2 separate regions of the Homo sapiens genome follow, and region 1 is linked to region 2. A link is a loop called in an ENCODE intact Hi-C map of the cell type or tissue named here. Cell type or tissue: heart right ventricle. All regions are shown on one strand. Each heading gives the region's core, and the rest is flanking DNA. Links, peaks and the distances in the headings are about the cores only.

Region 1 (8,343 bases), core at 113-8,112, 550 kb after region 2:
TTTGCAACCAATTGTGCTCTGGATGACAGAAATCTGTCCCCACATTCATTTGAAAGCTACTTTTATAAAATTATTGCATTCAGAGCTAGAGATGACAGCTTTTTTGCAGAAGAGAAAACTGAGGTCCTGAGAGCCAAGCTATTTGCCTGAGGGTAAAGAATAAGTTAAGGCTTCATTTAAAGACCCAGATTCTAAACCGTTAGCTAAGACACCACCTCTCCACCTTTCTAAATGGTTAACACCACCCATCTCTCATACTCAAAAAAGTTTTCTTCTATGTTTGTATTGAATCGTTCATTCTTAAATTCATTCCTCTTCCTTCCTTCTTCTTTTCCACCTTCTTCTCTCCTTTTCTTCCTTCCTTTCCTTCTAGCTTCCATCCTTCCTCCCCTTGGATTAATATTCATTTACCATATGCCAGTCATTGTGATGAGCTCTGGAAACTAAGAAAAGGATATGATCCATGACTCAAAGAACTGTTCATTTTTAGAGAAGACTGACCTGGTTACCAGCAGGTCCAAACTCTTTAATGTGGTTTATGTGGTCCTCCACTCTCTGATCCCTAACCCATCATCTCTAGCTACTCTCCCTCTTCTCTATACTCCAACCTTACAGGATCCTTTGGGATCACTGAATAAATTCTTCCCAGCTGTGCCATTCCATATGTTCACTTCCAGGACATATGTGATGTCTCTCCCCTACCCTCCTCATTCAGCTGGCACCACACCATCCTTCAGGTCTTAGTCTAGATGCTTATTCTCAGGGAGTTCCCTGAACCAAAAGACCACATTAAGCCTCCCTGTTAATTTGCAAACATTTGCATTATGCCTTTCTATTTCTCTTCACTGGTGAGTTCAATAAGGACAATGATCAGTAACTGACTTATTCACTCTTATATGCCCATTTTCCTAGTTCAGGGCTTGGCACCTAGTAGAGACTCAATAAATGCTTATTGAATGAAACAATCTGTTTAGCATACAGTGGAAACACAAATGAGAAAGTAGTTAATTCTATGTGGGGGGGCAGTCAGTTGGTGTCATCCATGTTTAATTCATATGAAGGCTTAGGATGAATTTTATAAAATCAAATGGATACATAGCATGCCCAATTTCCCATCTTTCTGTTTTGGTAAAAATAAAAACCAATAAATAAGATGAGGTTTTGTTTACACTATGTGCCAATGATTTTACTAATATAGGTATGCAATGCCTTCTCTACAATTCTAAAATCCAAAAGAAAATCTGAAAATAGAAAATTTTTCATAAGTATGGGTAACAAACTTGCTGTTAACTGACATGCTGTTACAGTCTTTATTCTACTTTCTATGAATATTCATGCTTTGCTGCAGAAATATCAATGTTATTGGTCTGTATTTATTCCATTTTGTATGAATGTTTGTTCTGGGCAGAAATGTTTTATTTCATAGCTCCCTCAGGATGTCATATAAATCCAAATTTGAGACATGCCTGGCCTCCAACATTTCTGAGATGGGAATGTGAATGTGAATTGCTATTACCACCTTGCGTTGCATTCAAATTTAGCCCATTGAAATTATCTCTCTTTTTCCAATTTTCTCCCTGATTAAAATGTTTTCCTACTGAGTATAACAGAAGTAAACATTACAGAATTTTAGAAGCTGAAAGCCCTAGTAATAAGGCCACGCATATGGACCGTTGCTGGAACTGAGGTGGCCCAGGGTCTTAAATGAAGGTCTAGAACCAAAAGGTCCTCTTCAGGCTTCATTTTTAAAGTTTATGTGATTAGTGAGGTGGAATGTTCTTGCCCAACTGCCTCATTTTATGGGGAAAGAAAATTGAGTTCCATGCAGGAATAGTGACTTAAAACAACAGCCTGTTTACTGGAAACAAATCATACCTGCTAGGTTCATTTCTTACTTAGGGAGGTAACTCATAGACAATAGAAATTATCCTATGAACAAAATGGATAAAACTTGCCTGGATGCTTTACAATGAAGTGGATTACCAATCAAGTGAAATATCAGCACTTAGCAATAGCACTGTGGAGGGAGGCCAGGGCTCTATTCTTAAGTCTGTCGTTCTTCATATTTTTATCAGTGGATGAAGTGATGAAGGTAGCAAATGAAAATTTTGTAATTTTCAAAAATTTTCATAAATTTTGTAGCAAATTTTCATTTGCTACAAAGCAAGTCAAGTGATACAGAATAAAATATTTTTGGGAAAGGAAAAATATGGCTTACAAAAAAACACAAAACTATCTAGTGGTTTAATTAAATGGTTGGCAAGTTCAACATTCCCCAAAAGGAATTCATGCACCTTCACACAATTAGCACCCCCGAATGAGGGAGATGTAATCCTTCACTGCTTTATTCTGACCAGACATTCCTGGGTCCTGTGCTCCTTTCTGGGAGCCATGCTGTAAGAGAGGCTGAATTCAGAGGACCATAATTAGGAATGGAGACAGTAGTCAAAATTATATTTACTGGATAGCTGAGTAAGGTGGCTCACACCTGTGTAATCCCAGCACTTTGGGAGGCTGAGAAGGAAGGACAGCTTGAACCCAGGAATTTGAGACCAGCCTGGGCAACATAGGGAGACCCCATCTCCACAAAAAAAGTAAAAATCAGCTGGCTGTGGTGGTGCACACATGCAGTCCCAGCTATATAGGAGGCTGAGAGGCTGAGGTAAAAGGATCGGTTGAGCCTGGAAGGTCAAGGCTGCAGTGAGCTGTGATCATGCCACTGCACTCCAGCCTGGGTGACAGACCTCGTCTCAAAAAAAAAAAAAAAAAAAAAAAAAAAGCAAACAAAAAATATTGGAAATTCTTAACCTCAAGGCAGGATTTCAGGAAGCTGTAATCACTGCCTTCACATAAGGGTTTGTCATGTGAGAAAGGGATTAGATTTGTTCCATGGTGTTCCAATTATCAAAACGTCAAAGAGACAGATTTTGGTTCAATACAAGCAAGTTCTCCAAGGAACAGAGCCTTATTGCCTATTTTCATCTCAGAGCTGGTAGCTGAACAGATCACTGGCTAAATGTACAGGAGTTTCAAACTGCAGTAAGTTATGCTTTGAGCAAAGATTTTTAAAGTATGATAGAGAATTGTATCTCAATAAAGCTATTATCAAAAAGAACACAATAGAAGCAAAGAATTTGTCACTTTTATCTTCCTTCTCTTCAAAACGTCATGAATTAGTATAAAGAAATGAAACAAAATTATTACTGAAAAGCAAACAAAGTAAAAACAAGGTAGTCTAAAAATGAAGTGTTAATGTTAGGCTCTCAACTCTCTACCCGCAACATGGAAACTGAAAACATGAACTATTGCTTATATTACTCCACCAGAGATGCACAGAATGATTACTGGCCCTGTTGTTTGCCAACCCGTTTCTACAACACACAAAACCAAAGGCTACAAGAGTGTGAGTCTGATAAACCATTCATCCAAACTCCCTCTACACATAACTCTGAGTTACCTACACTAAATTATATTCAGATTTTGGCAGGCAAACATCTTGGAAACAAAATCGTTTTTAAAAGCACTGATTTTTCCATTAATCTCAAAGCATAAATGGAATTTTTAAAAATGTCAATCGAATGTCCACAGTGGGAACTTAAGAGCAACCCACACGTTTCCTTTAAATATGTATGTAAAAAGGGCTCCACGAATAAATGCATAATTCAAGAAATACAAAGACGGTGAATTTTAAAAAATTTAAAAAAACTGTAGACAAATAAAAGTGACAAATAATCTGCTCTGTTTTGTACAATTTTTAAATGAGACTGAATAAAAAATGCCACTTATTTAACATGCAACAACTATCAAATCAGTTCCAATACTAAGAATGTTGGCGAAGAAGATCATTTCTGCATCTCAGTCAATTTCTTAAAGAAAAACAGAAACTCTACAAAGTTTATTCTACCCTGACATATTTTTAGATTGTGAAAGATGGCTGAGGGAAAAGGCGGCAGCCTTACCGTTATTTGATGAAGGTCATGAATGGTTAGTAATTCTTTGTGGGAAACGTTATGGAAGATCCATTAGAATAAGAACAGATTACCATGTTCCTGTTGCCTCCAGATAGGTCAGCAATAATCTGGCCATATTTCCCGGGAAGAGAAGAAAACAGCCAGGCAGAACCTTCTCTAATGGCAGTGTTTTCAGATGGCCGGAGAAGTCTCTGGGGCTTTCTGGTTGGCTGACGGCTGGGGTATTACAGAGCAGGGTATGCAGCCATGGATCATTACCGATTGGCACACCTATAGAGCGAACTACTGTGGTCCCAGATACTCTATGTTTGCTCAAAGACGTGCTCTGCAGTATTCAGAACTGAGGGAGAGGTAATTTATGGCATAAATCCATGTTTTTTTGGAATCACTAAATTTAAAATTCTCCAAATATATTATGAAAGTTCTGCAGTATGTACTACTAGTTTCCCAAATAAGACTATGTAGATTTTTGTGTTTCTTTGTCTGAATGATATTTTTTCCCTTTTTTCTTTTTTTTTAGTACACTGGGCCAATAATTATAAAAATACACTTATAATTTCTCTCTGTATTAATTATAGAAACAGTGATACTCCAGAAATACATTAGTGAGATATAGTGGTTTGTTTTAAACCATGGAGAATGTAGTGGTTTGTTTTAAAAGCTACATATATTCTAAGAGTTTGTTATTTATTCTGATCATATGTCAGTCCTATTTTGTTGGTATTTTAAAACAAAATCCCTCTAAGAATAGAATGATGGGAGTAGGGTGGGTATGATCTGTTATTTTGTAGCCTGAGGTTAGGCATAGCCAGGAAGTGGCAAATCTAGAATTCAAACTCAGGTAACAACACTACAGAGCCCACATTCTTAGTTAATATGCCCTTTATCTTTTGTACCTCAGTTTCCTCATGTGAAAAATGGAGAGTGATCAAAGGTCTCTCTCCAGGGTGTGAATGTGACATTCACTTATAGATAGTTACTATCTATAAGGTCCTTAGATAGTGCATGATACAATAGTGCAAGCTCTATATCACTGATTGTATTAAAACAACAAACAAATTAGCATTTTATCCAAAGTCACACAACTAGTAAGAGTCAGACCTGGGACCCAAACCCATGCAGTTTAGCTACAGCCTACATCCTTAATGTACATGCACTACTGCCTTGGAATCACACTGATTCACACCATTAAACACAAAATGAGTGTGAAATGCCACTACTAAATTAACTTAGTAGCATACCCAGTTTCAAAAGTATCTGGGATAGAGATAGTCAACCATGGAAATGGGTAGTTGTCTTGTTAGCAACTAAGAGACTAAAATTTTCATCTGGGTGGGAAGGAAAGTACGGAACCAGGTGGACTGTATTCCCCACGGGTCCCAGCACTTGTGCAGCTGTTCTGTGAGGCTAAGAGGCTGAAAATAGAATTGAGCACAATTGCCAACATGGCCTAACCCTGCTTCAGCCCCTGTAGAAAAGAAAATGTTTATAGAAGGAACATTTATTGATGATTTTTTTTAAACGCTAGATTTAGCATTAGTCATTGATTTGCTTCTAAATATTCAGAGTCTTAAGAGGGAGAAGGTTGTTTCTCAAAAGCAGGTACATACACACAAAAATCATTTCAATCATCACTGAGGAGGTTCTATTCATAATAAAAGAGTAGAAAGCATGTTCCTTTAGATGTGAAAGGAAGAAAAGAGGTTTTGAGTTTTTTCCTATTATCTTTTAACTTGGGAAGCAAACTGAAGGAAAAAAAAAGATGGATTTTTTACAGGTTCCTGGTCCCACATCTCTCTATGTTTTGTCTATTACTTGCATTTCATCAGCTCAATGTAAACACCACTGCCCTTGCTCCTGCCAGGTTAGGAAAAACAATTCAGCCTTCCAGGAAATCACCAGGACTTTGAACTTATATCTTGATGAGTGAAAATGTGATGGAAGAATGAATCAGAAGGGCTGAGTGAATGTTTTGGAACCCATTATATATTGTTATTCATACAGTTGATCATACCAGAGAATGATCTTGCCAATTAGCACAGCCCTTGCAAAGCATCCCACATCAGGGAAGCTGGCTAGTTAGCATCCTCTCCTGCAGCCTCAAACCCAAAATATGGCTCAAGTCTTTCATCGCTTGTCGTACTTTTGTAAATAACTCCAACCATATGAAAGGGTTTTCTTTCTTTTGCTGGTAACCATGTTTACTCTATATGTACTGTACAACATAAGTTATGACTTTTTGTTTTGGGTTCCTTTTTTAATTAGTTTTTCTGACCAGGGACCCTCTGTTGTTGAAACAGATGTTGTGGGGCCCAATAATAGCTCTCAGCTGCCAAAAGCAAAATATGAAACTGTGCCCAGACCACGCAGAACAAATGACTGTAACGAGGGGATGGTCGAGTCCAAACAATAGAGCAAGTTGACATTTCATATATATAGCAACTTATGTGTGAGCATACACAGGCTGTACTCTCTTCTCTCTTTTGAGTAACTAGCCTGAAAGACGTGTACAAATGAGCTCCAAGGGTATTCCTTCCCAAAACAAGAACACTGATATGTACGCCTAGGAGCTAAAACTCAGCTAACTCACAAACTGAAACTCGAAGACCTTCCCTCACACTCTCACCCAGTCTATAAAATAGACCCAGACAAAGATAGCTCCATGAAACTAGTTCTGTGTTTTGGAATAACAACCAGCTTTAAAAAAAAAAATCAGTAAACCTAAGATATAAATGCAACATAGGTTCACCAGAGGAGTGTGACGATAAATGTTTTAACAACAGGCTCTCTACGGAGTGGGGGTGGCGGGGGGACAAAAGTTGTGACATGTAGTATTTTCCCATTTTCATGGCGTAAATATTCCCACCATGATCAATTTCAGGCTTTCAATATGACATCACTTAATGCAGAGTTGGGAAGAACCGTGCAGTAGGACACAATGTAATGGCATCAAGAATGTCAGTAATTGAGAAATGTAGTAAAGTAATTAGTAAGTAATGAGGTTGAGCATTTATTGCCTTTGTTTTTAATACAGTTTGCTTCATTGTCAGGTTATATAAATTAATTGTTAATTGACTGTGCTTAACAACAAACTCCCAAGACTCCTGAAAATTAGGCAATTGGCTCTCACAATCCAGTAGAAGCTGACTCTAGCACATAGCAAGATCACCACCACCACCATATAAAAGGTCATTTAATGCTCTTCTATTCTGATTGTAATCCTCAGACCAGCAGCATGGGCATCTCTGTGGAGCTTGTTAGCTCCCTCCTCACACCTCCTGAATCAGAATCTGCCTTTGACAGAATCCCCAGGTTTTTGCTGGGCACATTAACATTTGAGAAACACTGAACTAAAGAACAATGTGAGTGGATACTAAATTAGGGAATTTTGAAAATATATACGCAGTTGACCCTTGAACAACATGAGTTTGGACTGTATGGGTCTAGCTATAGGTTAATTTTTTTCAACTAAACACAGAGGGAAAAATATAGTTTCAGGGGGTGCAAAACCTGCATATGCCAAAAGCTGACATTTCCTATATATATTATATTTTGGCAGGGCAGACTGCAGACTTTGAGTTTTCAAGGATTTAGGTATACACAGAGAATCCTGGAACCAATCTCCTGAGTATACTAAGCGATGACTGTGCTCACTTTTGTACGTGCTAGAAGCAAATGGATTTTTGAAGAAAGCCCCTAATAATCATGATATTTCAAAGCAGCTGCAAAGAACTACTGCAAAATCCATAATGTCCTGACAGTTTTGTTTGGGTGAATTCTGGATAAAAGTCTATTGGTCTCCCTGTGGCTTTGGAGGCAAGGATTCTGCTGTTAAACCCCTTGAGTTAAAAATCCTGGTTTGCTGCCAAATTTAACAGCTGAGGGATAGCGGCAAAATTATTTAACCTCCCAGTACCTCAAATTTCTCATGTGCACAATGAGATGATATTATTAGTACCCATCTTATTGAGTAGTTGTAAGGAGCAATTAAAGTGCTTGCCCCAGTGCCTGGCATATAGTAAGTGCTCATCAAACTTTAGTAATTATTTATATTTCCCACAGGGGAAAAAATTCCAAACCATTTCCTATGTATGAATCCATGTTTAAAAATAGAAAGGTGTGTTTTCCTTGGTATGCTTTCTGAGAATTCTGATTTTGATAGGAAACTTTTATACCATTTTTATTCCCTATGATCGATCATCGAAAGTAACAATTAAAATTACTTCTAAAATATGTCCAAATTTCAGAGCTATTCTTTCCAACTTCAAAAGTCACCTGTAGTAGTCCTAGGAAAAGGTCTTACATTCATAAAAAAGAGACTCAAAGAAGGTATGGCCTCATCTGCTCAATTTTGTCTCAGCTGCATGTGCTG
Region 2 (8,343 bases), core at 306-8,305:
TCTATTTCAGCATAGTTATGCTTGACTGAGAAGTACTTCTGCCAAGAACCTGAACTATTTAGTTATTTCGAATTCTATTATCTGAATGTCTAATAACCTAGGTCATTAGCACACAGATGGCATACTTTATTGCAGTACACATTCAACTACTCTGAGGCTATTTTTCCTTGGGTCGTTTCATTTTGCTGTTGATTTTTATTTTCTATTCCTCTTATTTGCCATTTAGACACTGTCTTGCCATTTGAGGTTGAAAATAGAAACATAATTTTTAAAATGAGAAAATAAATGCATTTAAATGCATCAAATGTGCTTAAATAGTTCTAGCACTGTTTTATCCAGAAGGGAAAGAAACGGGGAATGATAATGTTAGCTAAAGTTAAGTTTCAGATTATCCACAAAATTAATTGATCCACGCTATCACCATGAATAGTGTCTGTGAATATCGTTTAGTGATTAACCTAGATAGGTTCCGGGTTAATAATCTGGAAGAGCTAATGCTGAAACACTAAAAGAACCAAGAGTCATGTACAGCTGTGGACAGTAAGGACAGCAAAGCCAACAATCTCCTCTTCAGAGACATTTTTGTTCTACATATGTATTATTCATGAACACAAATTAACTTTCTGCTTATATTTGTATATACAATTTTTCCTCTTGACAAGAACTTTATGCTTCTCTTGAGCTGAATTTTTATCTTTCTGTTTTCTCGAGGTTATCTACAGATACAGAAACCATCTAGGAGGTCTGGTGTTGGATACAACTATTTGTACCTTGTAAAATTCTTACCTCTAAATCATTAAAAAACAAATGAGTATCAGCAAGATTAAAAATCATTTCTTCCATGCGGAGTCCAAGGGTTACAGCCATGGGGGGATCCTGTAAAGAAAATGTACACATAATGAGGTAAAATTTCAGTAAGCGCTTATTATTAAAAATATTTTAAGCACATATTGCTGTGGTGGAAGAGGGAGAAGACTGCATGGGTTTTTACTGAAGATTCAAAAGATTTCTCAGTTTTCCAAAAAGGTGACTTTCCAGAAGGTTCAGACATACCAAATGCACAGACACACCTGGGAATTCAGACATACGTAACGATGACTCAGCATACATTTTCACATAAAGCTGTATGTTGAGGAGAGAAGGAGGAAGGAAATCAGCTAGTTCATATGACCCAGTTTACATATAATCTATGGAAAGTATTCTGGAGAAAGGTATTTGGATGGGGTGCTGAAGAATGGAGCAAACTTACTAAAAAGAAAGGATGTCTTTTTAAGAATAATGACAAATAATAAGAATTAAAAGATAGAGAAAAATAGGTCAACTGGGTATTTATAGGACTTGAGTAGAGAATGTTATCTGGAGGTGAAACAGGAAGAGCTGGCAGAGGATGGTGCGACCATCACTTAATTTTTAATTGCATTTTTATCAACAAGGTAAGAGGAATCTCCCTATCCAAACATGTGTAGAGTTTGGTCTAACCTGCATTTGACTAAGGTTGAAGAAGGGAGGGGTGAGAATAGCTAAAAGAACATTAGTTCTCTAAGTGTAATCCAGGTAAAAAATATATGCTTTGGGAAGTGATGGGGTCAGTAAAGAGTTAAAATGACTCAATTTTTGTTTACAGAAACCAAGATATTAAACAGCAGCAAGAAGTCGAAAATCAAGACCAGAGTTGTTACTTTACCATAATTAACTGCAGCTGAAGGCCTAGCATCAAGAGATATAAGACTAAAAAGAAAGGAGCATTTGGGGATAGGGATGGGAATAGGGAAGTAATTCATGCTCAAACATTGTGTTTAAAATTATCAAAGTTGGAATGATGTCTAAAGAAGAACTGCTCATAGGTGCAACTCCGAAGATAAGAGAAAGAAAAAACCTGGAAGGGACAAACCCTTAAAATTTGAGACCAGATGGGTGTTAGCAGGGAGAAGAATAAGGTTTTGAATAAAGCTGACAAGTCTAGAAGGATACTATTGGTTTTGGCTGGGAAGTTATTTTGGAAGACCTCAGAGGGTGATTTGGGTTGAGTGGCTGGGCCAGGAGCCAGACTGCAGGGATTTGAGAAGAGAGAGCCGAAATTGTGTTTTCAACGTTCTAATAGTTGGCATTTCAAGAAATGTATCTCAACTTGGGGAAATGTAATGCAAACTTTACTCAATTTATGATAAGAACCTGCAACCCAGGTCAGGCCAAGCAGTATTCATCTACACCCTGAACTGATTCCATTTGCAAGGAGAAACCACTCTTCATTCCACACCTCCACTATGATAATCCATTTTATTCCTATATTTCCTTTCATCATGTTTTGAGGGGGAAGCCCTAAAGTGTAAACATATTTGAGATGTCATCCTGTGTTCTATAGCCATGAAAACCTGGAGAATAGGAATTAAATGCTAAGAAAAAGGCATTGAGTGCTAAGGGGTCACTGGGGTATGAGAGCTAAACTAAGACGATGTGAGTGAAGATAGAGACAAGATAATAATACGCTGGATTTCAACATAATTTTCTAATTGTTTGCATCTTCTCATTTAGAGATTTATGTGGATTTCATAGGCAGAGATTCTCATTTCTCAGTAATGGATGCTGACTCTTCACATATCTGATGGCCTCCTGGTATTATGTCATCCGGTAGCTTGACTGTGCTGCCGGATTCATCCGTCTTCCAGTGACAGAACCATTTGGGACTATATACCCAAAGATCAAATCAGTTCTGTTTTAGCCAACAAATATTCATTAAAAACAAGAATAAAATTATTAATAAGTAGGCCAGGCACAGTGGCTCACGCCTGTGTTCCCAGCACTTTGGGAGGCTGAGGCAGGCAGACCATTTGAGGTCAGGAGTTCGAGACCAGCCTGGCCAACATGGTAAAACCCTGTTTCTACTAAAAATACAAAAATTAGCTGGACACAGTGGTGTGTGCTTGTAATCCCAGCTACTCAGGATGCTGAGGCACGAGAATCCCTTGAACCTTGGAGGTGGAGGTTGCAGTGAGCCAAGATCATGCCACTGTACTCCAGCTTGGGTGACAGAGTGAAACAGTATCTCAAAAGAAAAAAAATATTAATAAGTGCCAGTTTGTGTCTCAAGGGGTTTCAGAGCTCAGAAGGGCCCCTTGCTCTGTTTCCTTCAAGTATAAAATTCTTTTTTCTTCATTTTGTTGATCATGTTTTTGTTGAAATAAAATCTCTAAAGGTTGTGTAAATTAAAAAAAAAACATTTTGTCTTTTTTGGTTGAAAAATTCCTATAATTAGTCTCTGTCTTTTTGACAGGGTTGGGGGAACTAGGCATTAACTAGGCTGAGGATATTCTATGAAACTATTCTGCCTAGTCATGGAACCATGAACAAAGTCTACAGAAATATCAGGAAAAATCAAATGTAATTATAGCATGAAAACATATAATTCCATTAGTGACGCTCTGTGCTTCTGAGGAATGTTCACTGATGCAAGACAATAAAACTGAGCTCCACACTAGTCTGTTATGTTTCTGATGATTACTGCCCTAAAGATATATATTTCAGATAGGAGTTCAGAAATATCTGATTTAAAAGGTTTTCCTTCTGGAGACCAGGTTGGTTAGGCTCTTATCCTATGATTTGCCAATTTTTCTTTTTAAGTTTTAAATACCATTATTGAATTTCTTATGTTCATTCTTCACATTCTTTGCATTTACAGATCAGATTTATGGGGATGGGAGAAAACATACTGTTCCTTTTGATTGTTACTTTGATCAATTCCATGCTTCTGAAGTACGTAACTCTGTGCTACCCAAACAGTGATAGGAAAATCCATGAAGAATGCATTTTGTACATCTGATAAGCATGCAAACAAGCATAATTTTTTTTAAAAAAAGCAAAATGCAAGAATCTGCTAGCAAGCAAGCATGGCATGTGGTGTGATAAAAACTGTAGTTGAGCACTCCACTGGAATGCAACCCCACGGCACTGGGAGGGCTGGTCATTTGTTTTTCAAGCTGTGGAGATTCCACATCACACACTCTGTGAGAGCCAGGACTTAGTAAGCATTTTGGCAAAATATCATTTGTAACTGGGAAAGTTTAGGTTTGTGGTTTGCTGGAGTGTGAACTAGCTGTATTTTACTAAGCTTTCCAGAGAGCAAGGCCTATTGAAAGAGAGAGGTTTCATCAGCCATGCCAAAGTCTTGGCACAGATGGGCCAGGGCTAGTCATGCCATCAGCCAAGGAAAACCATGCCTGTAAGAGGTGGTGATCTTGTTTCTAAGAGAATGTCTGGGGCAGGCTTACTTTCAAATATCTAATTTTAATTTTGTTTTTTTCCAGCTTACTAAGTCACTGGGACAGCTAATTCTAAGTGAGCAGATTACAGCACTGCATTTTTCCAGCTAAAGGACTCACAGATCCAAGAATCCCAGAAAGATGACTGGACATTTGGTGGGTGTAGCCTTAGCAATGCTGGGCACCCTCCATCTTGCCAAACTGCTGTGAGGGAGCTGCCAGCACCTGCAATTCCACTGTTTTATCAGGCATGTGAGAATGAAACATACTTCTGGATTGAACCCAAGTTTTATACAGAGATGTTTGCTCATTTTCATTAGATGTTTGTAGAATTATGGGCACCTTATGAATCAAGAGTTGCTTTTTTTTAATTTGCATTTAAGTGTAGTGAATGTTGAGTTTAGGGTCTAAAATGAGGTGATAGCAAAATCTTGGATAGAGGAAAAAAGTGGGATAATAAAGGCACTAACAGGGTTTTGTGGAAGTTCTGATATATATTATACATATTATAACAGTTCCAAAAGGTTCAAAGTGTCTACAACAGAGTTTAATAGGAAGCAAATTGAACTACTGCCAATTTATTCTGTGTACTGCTCTATCAAAATACTGAAACTATTCCCCAGACATTTTACTGAATAGAGAGAGAGAGAGAGTGAGAGAGAGAGAGAGAGAGAGAGAGAGAAGAGGAAGATGAAGAAAATAAATAGCTCTTGGCCTTTAAATGTGTGGTTCTAAGCCAGATGTTGCCAGTGTATAACCAGGGCAGGATCCAGTACAGCAGTTCTCTAAATCAAAATACTAACGCCTATTAGCCATGTGAACACAGAGCATAAATTGGAGCCAGACTGTCTGTCTACGGGCCTCTGCCCTGCATTGGGCCATCAGCTGGAATTCCTCCTCTAGGGACACACTGTAAAAATATCTCTGGAGAGGCAGCAATTATGTATTTTTAAAGAAACTAAGGACGTTTTTTTTTGTTTTTTAAAGACATCAACCTCTTGAAACAGTTATTCTTTTGGGACCCGTAGCATATGTGTAGACATGTGCACACAAAGATAGAAGATATGCAAGTTCATCATGGAAGAAAGAAGGCAGACCAGCTCCATGAACCAAGGTGGAAAAAGTTACTGGATTTTTTAGAATACATATACTCTTTAAATCATAAGAGATAAAATGAAATTCAGTCACAAATCAGAACAGAAATTTTACAATTGTGATACTTGTCTATGATGGATAGGTAGTGGGCTTACAGGTTCTTAGGAGGAACTGGAAAATGGTTTCAGGAACATTCATTTATTCATCATATATTTATTGAGTGACTAATTATGTATTAGACACGTTCAAATTCCAAGCAGAGAGCAGATAACCAAAAAAGCAAAGCCCGTACCTTTATGTGGTTTATATTATTACTGGATGAGATATCTGATAAACAGACAAGAAAACAAGGGAGTATAAGCATTTCAGGTGGTGATGAGCTATGAAAGAAAAACCAGGACAAGCAGATACAGAAGTGATGAGGATGAGTGGAAAGGGCTAATTTAAAGCAAATTCAGAGAAGCCCCCTTTCAGGAGGTAATGGCAGAGAGAGAAACAGAGGCCTGACAAAGGTGAGGGAGCTAGGTATGAACAGGTGCAATAGTAGCGAACATACACAGAGCCCAGAGGTGAGGAGTCTGTGTGTGAGAAGAGGGACCCTGACCAGGGAAGGGAAAGGAAACAAGGATTTTAAGAATGCAAGAGTGCTCCACTGAATGTATGTGAGAGGCCCCAGCAAGATAAGCCAAGAAGGAACACTTGATTTGGCAACAAGGTGGCTCCTCAGACTTGGCAAGTGTCATGTTATGGCAAAGCTGGAAAGAGCAGAGAAGGAGAGCAGTCACCAGAGGGGAAAATGGGCTCAAGAAGCTCTTCTAATGACAGGAATGTGACAGCAGATACGATGGTGATGGGAAGAATCTAGGAGAGTGAGAAACTGGTGGCTTAGCGAAAGAAGTCCTTTCAGGAGTCGATTCTTTGGGTAGGTGAGGGAGCACGGAACCAGGGTGCAAGAGAGGTGCAAGAGACATCTATGGCTACAGATGTAGGAGGCACGGATTTGGTGGTGCAAAGATGACAGAATTCATTTGTTTGCTTTTTTCCCCCTAGTAATTGAGGAGGTTTGTACAGAATTGGGAGAGATATGCTTGCTCTCCCTTCAGCTCTTCAAAACCTCCAATAGGAAGAGTTCATGACCCCAAGAGTGCTTGCACCCACTTGAGATTTGTGGCCACATTCAACTGTTGAGGTACAGGCAGTCAGTGGGGTTTTCTGATGGAGAAATAATGAGGAAAGGATAGAGAGGCGTTATGGAAAAGTAGGGTTATAGTGGTACATAAGGAGGACTCCAAGCTGGGAGGATGACATATAAGACAGGAGTTCTCAGACTCCACCATGCATGGGGAACACCGGTGGAGCTTTCACAATGCCTGTTGCTCGGGCCACACCCCATACCAACTAAATCGGATTATCTGAGGTGGGTCCACGCATCAGTCATGCTAAAGCTCTGCAGTGAGTCCAATGTACAAACGAAATTGAGAGTCAGCAGATGACAGTCTTGCTACTCAAAGTGTGGTTCACAGACCAGCACCATTGGCATCATCTGGAAACTGTTAGAAATGCACACTTGTAGACCCTTCCCCAGATCTAGTTTGCCAGGTAGTTTAACAAGATTATCAGGTGATTCATATACATGTTACTTTTGAATAAATACTGGTCTATAAGATATTATAATGAGAGACTGGGATAGTTAAGAAAAATCAGAGCTGGCATGACCTTCTGGCTTTCCAAGAGTTAAGCCTCTGTGGTGCTTCCACAGGACGGCTGGACTTGAGCCAGCGTGATCACTGAGTAGAACTGTGGCTTAGTATAATTTCTCGGGAACTAGACTTCTCTAGAGTTGCTTATGAGGAAGAGTGCCTTTTCCACCCTTCACCTCCATAAAGATCATTCTGTGGACTTAACTTCAAGGACCAAATGTCTGATGGTGTCTTTTTCTTAGTAATGTAGCCAATTACCTGCTGGGGAGCTGGTAAAGGTGAAAAGCTAGCACATTTTGAATTAAAAGATTTTGTTCACAATTCAAGTGTTCAGTGTAAGCAACATATTTGCAGTTGAACAGTAGTTAATGTTGTCAAGCTTAAATTGTATGATGAAGGGGATCATCACACAACTTACCACTAGAGGCTTCTACAGTTTCAGTCAGAAGGGAATCCAAATGTATTAAACTAATAACAGAATAAATGTACTTCAAGGGGGGAATTACAGTGGTAGTACATGGCAACAGTGTAACATGGTACTTGGATGGAAAGAAAAATACCATGTTGGGAGGATGGGCTAGAAAGCACAGGGCCCAGAGAAAAGTGGCAGAGCAGAGGTGGCAAATACACACACCTCACGAGGCTCCTCAGGACTCCAGGAGAAAGGTGATTGACATGTTAGGAGATGGCTATAGGAGGAAATGCCTAGGAGAGGGTTGATGATGGTTAAAGAATACTTAAGGTAAGTTAATGTTCTAATCCCCCACCTTCTCAAGATATGAGATTAAATGATCATCAACTGAGATCAAAGGAACTGAAAACTTCAGGGCAGGTTACAGAAGGTTGCTCTATGTGTTTTTAAGAGATTAGTTACCATTATCTCTCTGGTATATTAGCTTCAAGTTAATCAATGTGATGTCCTTTCAAGATCTTTCCCCTTTTCTAACATAATTCCAGCAATTACTTGCTAAAGATGGGCTTAAATAAAAGTTAGGAATATATTTGGCTATTCATGAGATCACGCAGAGTCATTCCATTTAATTTTTAAAAGAAATTCTCAAACATATACTCAACACGAAGCTCTGAAAGGGGAGACAATAGGTAGCAATGATTCCCCAATTCCCTAGGGAAGAGTTCGAGATATGTCACTGTCTTTGATTTGGCTTTATTTTCACATGCATATGTATGATATTTATGTACACACTATATACATACACATGCACACACAAACTTACTATAAGCTACCAGTAAAAACATTATGCATTTTTTGAGTCTTGCAAATTCTGTAATCA

Evidence for each region. Peaks named below come from ENCODE experiments on the same cell type or tissue, not always from the same donor. Only the 100,000 strongest peaks of a DNase experiment are listed, where the experiment ranks them.
Region 1: it touches region 2 in a loop (3-fold over the local background); 50 of 110 quality-filtered maps call a loop at or near these places.

Annotation. Positions count from the first base shown.
Region 1 is chr6:132,950,217-132,958,559 of GRCh38, reverse strand. LOC105378008 (a long non-coding RNA gene) reads right to left here. Exons shown (of 8, transcript XR_001744346.1): 8 at 375-443. Among named protein-coding and RNA genes, the nearest start is that of LINC00326, 130 kb to the left of the region's middle. In heart right ventricle, for the core only: no CTCF peak of the experiment used is centred there; no DNase peak of the experiment used is centred there.
Region 2 is chr6:133,498,639-133,506,981 of GRCh38, reverse strand. EYA4 (EYA transcriptional coactivator and phosphatase 4) reads right to left here. Exons shown (of 20, transcript NM_004100.5): 14 at 787-876. It overlaps TARID (TCF21 antisense RNA inducing promoter demethylation), which reads left to right. Exons shown (of 9, transcript NR_109982.1): 8 at 712-903; 9 at 4,302-4,730. Among named protein-coding and RNA genes, the nearest start is that of EYA4-AS2, 46 kb to the right of the region's middle. RefSeq lists an enhancer at 632-1,831. In heart right ventricle, for the core only: no CTCF peak of the experiment used is centred there; DNase peaks (open chromatin) are centred at 3,961 and 4,451; H3K27ac peaks cover 1,975 bases.